2 separate regions of the Homo sapiens genome follow, and region 2 is linked to region 1. A link is a loop called in an ENCODE intact Hi-C map of the cell type or tissue named here. Cell type or tissue: mesothelial cell of epicardium. All regions are shown on one strand. Each heading gives the region's core, and the rest is flanking DNA. Links, peaks and the distances in the headings are about the cores only. Region 1 has its middle 9.4 kb from the start of ATP11AUN. Region 2 overlaps ATP11A (ATPase phospholipid transporting 11A).

Region 1 (2,910 bases), core at 266-2,765:
TTGCCCCTTCCAGTGGGTTCTTTTTCTGTCTTCATTCACCAGCCGGCTTCCATTTCTATTCTGCAGCGCTGCTTGCTAGCAGTTTCTGTCAAGCCAGTGCTCAAAGTTTGTCAATTACTCATGCAAATGAGCTCGGTTGCCAATCCAGAATTGGAAGAACTGGGTTTCCCTTTTTATTTTAAGATTGTGCTAGAGTGCAGGGAAAACCAGCTGTGTCCGTCAGAATGCTTTCAGCTGCAAGGGACAGAGAACCTCATGAGGGGAGCTCGGCCAGTCGGGAGAACGGGTCACCTCGAGTCACAAGTCCGGGGGGAGTGCAGGTCTGGGGACCCCAAGGAATTCAGGGGCCACAGACACCACAATTCTTCCCTGTCTCTGCTGTAGAATCCAGGCTCTCTCCTCCAAGGGGTGCAGCTGAGGAACTCAGAGAGCAGATTGACCCCGCCGATCCCGGCTGCAGGACTAGCAAGGGCTTCATCTGCAGGTCCCATCCCCTCCAGGGAGGATGGGGATGACAGCCAATGCCCTCGGGTGCGCACCATGGCCAGGACACTGCCCCAACACAGGCCATTCTTTTGATGACCCTGCGAACGTGCACGATGACTGACTCCCGTGTTACAGAGGAGGAGCCAGGAGCACGGAGACGTCAGGAGTCACCCAAGACCATGCAGCCCAGGAGCCAGGATCTGCTCTGCCTGTGCTTTGCACCGACAACCCTCACTGTCTGCACCTCATGGGGTTGTCTGGGTCCTGGGGTTTGTATGAGTAACACGCAGGCAGGCACATGGTCATGCTATCCACTGCCAGCTACCAGTTTTCCGAGCACTATCCCATTTCTTTCCTGGTTCCCAGCTTGTCCCCATGTGGCACCTGGAGGCCAAAGGCAAATCTGGGGCTGTGCATGACAAGGGCTCGGGTGGGAACTCCGCCCACAGACACACCCACCCTCCTGAGGCCCATGTCTGCTCTAGGGCGAGGCCCTGGCTTCCATTGGGTCCACGACAGGCAGGGCTCGAGGTGTCATTATTTCACCCCACAGCCCAACGTGCTTCTGTCAGTCGACGGTTTTTACTCCAGCGAGCAGCATCACCCTTAAAAAGGTGGCAGAAACATGGGAGATGGGTGGGAGGAGGGCAACAGAGCCACCGTCTGCTTTCATCGCCCAAGCGCAGCGGCTCTGCCACCTGGCAGCCGAGGCCATGCAAGATTTCGCAGGAGGAGCCCATGGCCGCGGGGAGGAGGAGTGGGCGCAGGAGCCCACGGAACAGGCCAGGCAGGAGGGAAGGAGGAGTGGGAGACCCAGGCCATTCTCCTTCCCACTTTGGCGCTGGCAGACAGATCCAAGGAGCTGCCGCCAGGGCGGCCTCCAGGCCCCCGAGAAGAATTCCTCAGAGATTTTGCAAAGCCAGGGTTTCCTTCACGCAGTGCCACTGTCACAGGCGTTCGAACCAGAGCAACTCCATCTTGAGTGAGGGCTGGAAAATGAGGCTAGGCCTTGCTGGGCTGCATTCTTAGGAAGTCAGGCATTCCGAGCCTCTAGATGTTTACAGTTCAGGGAACAAATTAACAATGTTTACTAAACAGACCCAGACTTGAGAGTGTCCAGATATCCCCATAACTGGAGAACAAAGGCATTCCTAACTTTGCTTTAAAGCGAATAATATCTATTCTTGTAAAATATAGTAATTAAGAAACCTAATCCTTTATCACAAACCCTTGTAGCAGAGCACATCTCCCCATATGAAGCAGCATTTTCCCAGGGTGGACGCGTCCCTCCTCTTACTTTCTGGAACGTTCTCCTCTGTCTATGGAGCAGCTGCACTTTCACCACTTTGCTTTCTTAATAAACTTGCTTTTACTTTGCCCTGTGAACTCGCCCTGAATTCCTTCTCGCGCAAGACCCAAGAACCCCCTCTTGGGGTCTGGATTGGGACCCCGTCCTGTAACATATTTCTGGCGACCACAGAAGGGATGATAGTGCAGAATCCCTGAGCTGATGGCCACCTGAGGGTGCGTGGTGGGTCCTGCAGCACCCCTGCCTGCCCCACTGGCCACCTCTGCTGCAGGGGGCTTCAGCTGCCACCTCACAGCAGAAAACGTCTCGCCCTGGAAATGAAGTGGGTTCTGCAGGAACCAGGAAGATTTTATTTGATTGCAGTGGTGAAGAGAGAAACGGTCAAAGCTGACTCTGGCACAGGACAGGCTTGGAGGGCGCCGAGGATGAGGTCGAACAGACGATCGCGTGTGCGCCTTGACCTTCCCTGTGCCCTTGCCCTGCCCTGCCCAGCACGATCTGGCCGCCGACATTCTACACGGATAGCAAATGAGGGTCTGAGTCTTCATGTCTTTCCCCTGGAGCTACGCTTCCCACCTGGGAAGCTTTCAAAGCAAACTGGCTGGGACTCCACCCTCAGGTTTCCGATTCCATCACCTGGGGTGTGGCCCTGCCATGGTGTTTCCGACAAGTTCCCACGTGACGCGGCGAGGCCGGCTGCAAAGCTCTGCTCTGGGTCTTTGTTTTGCAGTTTGGAGTAGAAGCATCAACAACGCAGTTAAGCACCAATTCAATGACCCCCTATTTAGTACCTGGCATATTTTGTACTGGGCATGGGACTTGGTTATTGCGCCCCACGTAATTACAGGGTACAGTCCGGGCTGAGAGCCACTTCCCCAGGGATATACACGTCCAGCCCCTGCCTAGGAGGTGTTCCTGGTGGATCTACCTCTTCCTTCAAGTTTACTGTTAAGGGGAGGGATGATTTTTATAGAGAAGGGAGAGTTTCGAAAATGCCAAGTCTCTTAGCTCAGTGTCCGTGCCAGACCCTGCCCTGCTCCAACAGCCCTAGGGCCCCTCTTTCCTGTTCCCTTCAGCCTCTGTTCTTGCTTTTTTGCTGAATCAGCAGAGCATAA
Region 2 (2,910 bases), core at 130-2,629, 190 kb after region 1:
ATAACACAGCCAGACAACCCATATGCAGCCTGGGAGCTCCATCTTTAGTGATTGCCGGGGAGGACGCGCGTGGAGCCCTCAGCCGCAGCCTGGGGTAGACAGCCCCACTCTGCCTGTCTTCAGCCGGATGCAGTTCTGAGGTCTATCGACCAAATATACTGCATGCATTTTACATTCATAATATTCAGTAGGTTCTTAATTTTCCATGATAGAAGGACAGTAAATACAATGATAAATGAAAAGCAAACTTCAGCAAACACTTTTGACCCTTTACCCTCTGAAGCAATCCTCTGAATGTTATCAATAGCAAAATTTATACATTTGAATCTTGCTGCTTATTTCTCCCTTACTACTTAGGAAATGAGAAGAGATTATTTTTCCATCAGCAGGGAACCCTGTTATATCAAGAATATAAGCCCCTGATGGCAGAGACCCTGCCTGCTGCTTATGTGGCTTCAGTGCACAGAACGGGGCTTGTTCTTCCATGTGTGAGATTTTTAAGTTCTTTGGCTGTTGCTTGTTTTCCCCCCAAAGCAGCCATGCATGGATTGTCCCAGATTTACATGTCCCCCCCATTCAGAGGAGCTTTGCAGTGTGGCTACCAGTGTTTCTAATGGCCAGATAGAGTATCAGCCTTTGTCTCCAGGAATAAGACTGTGTTTCATGGGACTCCCTGAATCTCACTGAGGATGTAATAGAAACAATTGAGGCTGGGCATGGGGATGCCCAACTGTAATCTCAGCACTTTGGGAGGCCAAAGCTCAAGTTCACCTGAGCCCAGGAGGTCAAGGCTGCAATGAGCTATGATCGTGCCCCCAGCCTGGGCGACAGAGTGAGACCCTGTTGCAAAAAAAAAAAAAAAAAAGGAAACAGTTGAAAGTTGAGTGACTTTTATTTTATTTCACATCCACCCCTCTTTAGCCTTTCCAGAACATTCTGGGACCTTCCAGTGCAGCTGTTCTCAACCTGAGGCTTGTTAGGAGAGGGCTGCTGGGCCCCACCCCAGGGTTTCAGGTTCTGACTCGGTAGGCCTGGGACGATCTTCCTGACTAGTGTGATGGTTCCTGACTGGCTCCAGGTGCTGCTGACGGCACTGGTGGGGCCACCTCAGGGACCCCTGCTCTAGAGGTCTCTCGGGGAGTGTTGCTGAGGCTGCCGGGCGCAGCTCAGTGGGTCTGGATGGGGCCTGAGGTCCCGCATGCGCCAATGGGAGGCCCTTGCCGCTACTCCTGGAGCCATGTGTTCGTCCCCCAAAGATAAGCCCACATCTGTTCACATGGACCTGGGCTGACTTAATCATCTGAATATAAGCAAACCTCCGTGTATGCCATCTCCTCTGAAAATGAGATCTGCTGAGCAAACAAGTGGGTTTCACGTCTGCCTCTTGCCCCCCGCCCTGCCCACTTGCCTTCGTGTCCGCATCATTTCTGATCATCGTATCTTTACAGGCCCTTAGGATCGGAAAACCTGCTGCTTAGAGGAGCTACACTGAAGAACACTGAGAAAATCTTTGGTAAATATTTAATTAATTATTAACCATTGCCCCTAACATTAAGGATGCATGAAGCAAAAGTTAAAACCCGCAGCGGAACCCGAGAGCGTTTCTTGGCACCTTGAGGTGCTGGAGGCTTTCTGGCCGCGCAAGTTCTGCCCCACTGAGATTTGATCAGTGAATAAGTGCAATCCTGAAGCAGCAGCATCAGAGAATACGGCTTACGGATTAAGGCCTCTAGTTTTGGATTCAGAAACAGAACATTGCATCCGTGAAGGAATTTGTGAAGTTTAGTTGTGCAGGAAATGTTTTTCATGTCTGCGTTTCTTGACTAGGATCTCCCATTTCTTGTGGGTTATTGTCTGTTTTAATTGAGGTAACCTTTAGAAGTATACAAGTGTGCCCCACTGTCAGAAAATGCTGTGCAGGTGTTCCTCAGTGTCCTTGGGGGACTGGTTCCAGGATGCCTGCAGATGCCAAAATCCACGGATGCCCAAGGCCCTATTTGCATGTAGCCTACGCATGTCTGCCCCTGTAGTTCACATCATCTTAGATTACTTCTGATACCTAGCACGATGTAAATACCCTGTACTGTTTTTATCGTCTGTATTTTGTATCATTGTATTGTTATTTTTATTGGGGATTTTTTTCAAATATTTTCCATCCCCAGTTGGTAGAACCTGCAGATTAAGAACTCGTGGACATGGTGGGCCCAGTGTATATTAAGATATGAACTCTTAAAAAATGAAGCATAGATTGCTTCCTATGCATGAAGAAGGGTCTTTATCCTAAGGAATCAAGTGCTAGTGTTATGTGGCTATGGACACTAGCTTATGAAATTAAAAATAGGATTCGCTTTACCCAAGAATTGATTTTCCCCGCAGCTGTGTGTAACTCACCATAAGGCAAGACACACTTGCGCCCTGGTCATCACCCTTGCTCTTCCTCTCTGTAGGTGTGGCTATTTACACGGGAATGGAAACCAAGATGGCATTAAATTATCAATCAAAATCTCAGAAGCGATCTGCCGTGGAAAAGTAAGGCTGGATGCGCGTGAGAACCTGCAACTTAAAAGTGTCATTACCCACTGTAGAAATGGAAGTAGCTTCCTCTTGGCCTTATTGGCAGTTCCTTTGCCACTGTACAGCATCTTAGTAACTGCAGAGCTGACCATTCAGATGGTCTTTCTTATTTTGTGGTGAGGTGGATGGCCACACCCCTCCTTCCTGCTCTTTCTAACGCCTGATACCAGGTTCACAGCGCTGCCTCTTACGGACGCCCTGACGTTCCGGTTCTGAAATCAGTTCAGTATCCAACAGCTCCTCTCACCATTTCATGAAAAACTCCAAATGGGCTTACTTTTAACTCTGGGATTTGGTCAAAACCACGTATTCTCTGCTATGGTTTTACAAAGGAAA

The links. Hi-C counts contacts between places; a loop is a spot of excess contacts. Peaks named below come from ENCODE experiments on the same cell type or tissue, not always from the same donor. Only the 100,000 strongest peaks of a DNase experiment are listed, where the experiment ranks them.
Region 2: a loop joins it to region 1, with 40 times the contacts of the local background. A loop is called at or near these places in 4 of 110 quality-filtered maps.

Annotation. Positions count from the first base shown.
Region 1 is chr13:112,636,149-112,639,058 of GRCh38, forward strand. No RefSeq gene overlaps it. Among named protein-coding and RNA genes, the nearest start is that of ATP11AUN, 9.4 kb to the right of the region's middle. RefSeq lists an enhancer at 735-1,404. In mesothelial cell of epicardium, for the core only: no CTCF peak of the experiment used is centred there; DNase peaks (open chromatin) are centred at 1,296 and 2,101.
Region 2 is chr13:112,821,897-112,824,806 of GRCh38, forward strand. It overlaps ATP11A (ATPase phospholipid transporting 11A), which reads left to right. Exons shown (of 30, transcript NM_015205.3): 9 at 1,449-1,513; 10 at 2,448-2,529. Among named protein-coding and RNA genes, the nearest start is that of ATP11A-AS1, 69 kb to the left of the region's middle. In mesothelial cell of epicardium, for the core only: no CTCF peak of the experiment used is centred there; no DNase peak of the experiment used is centred there.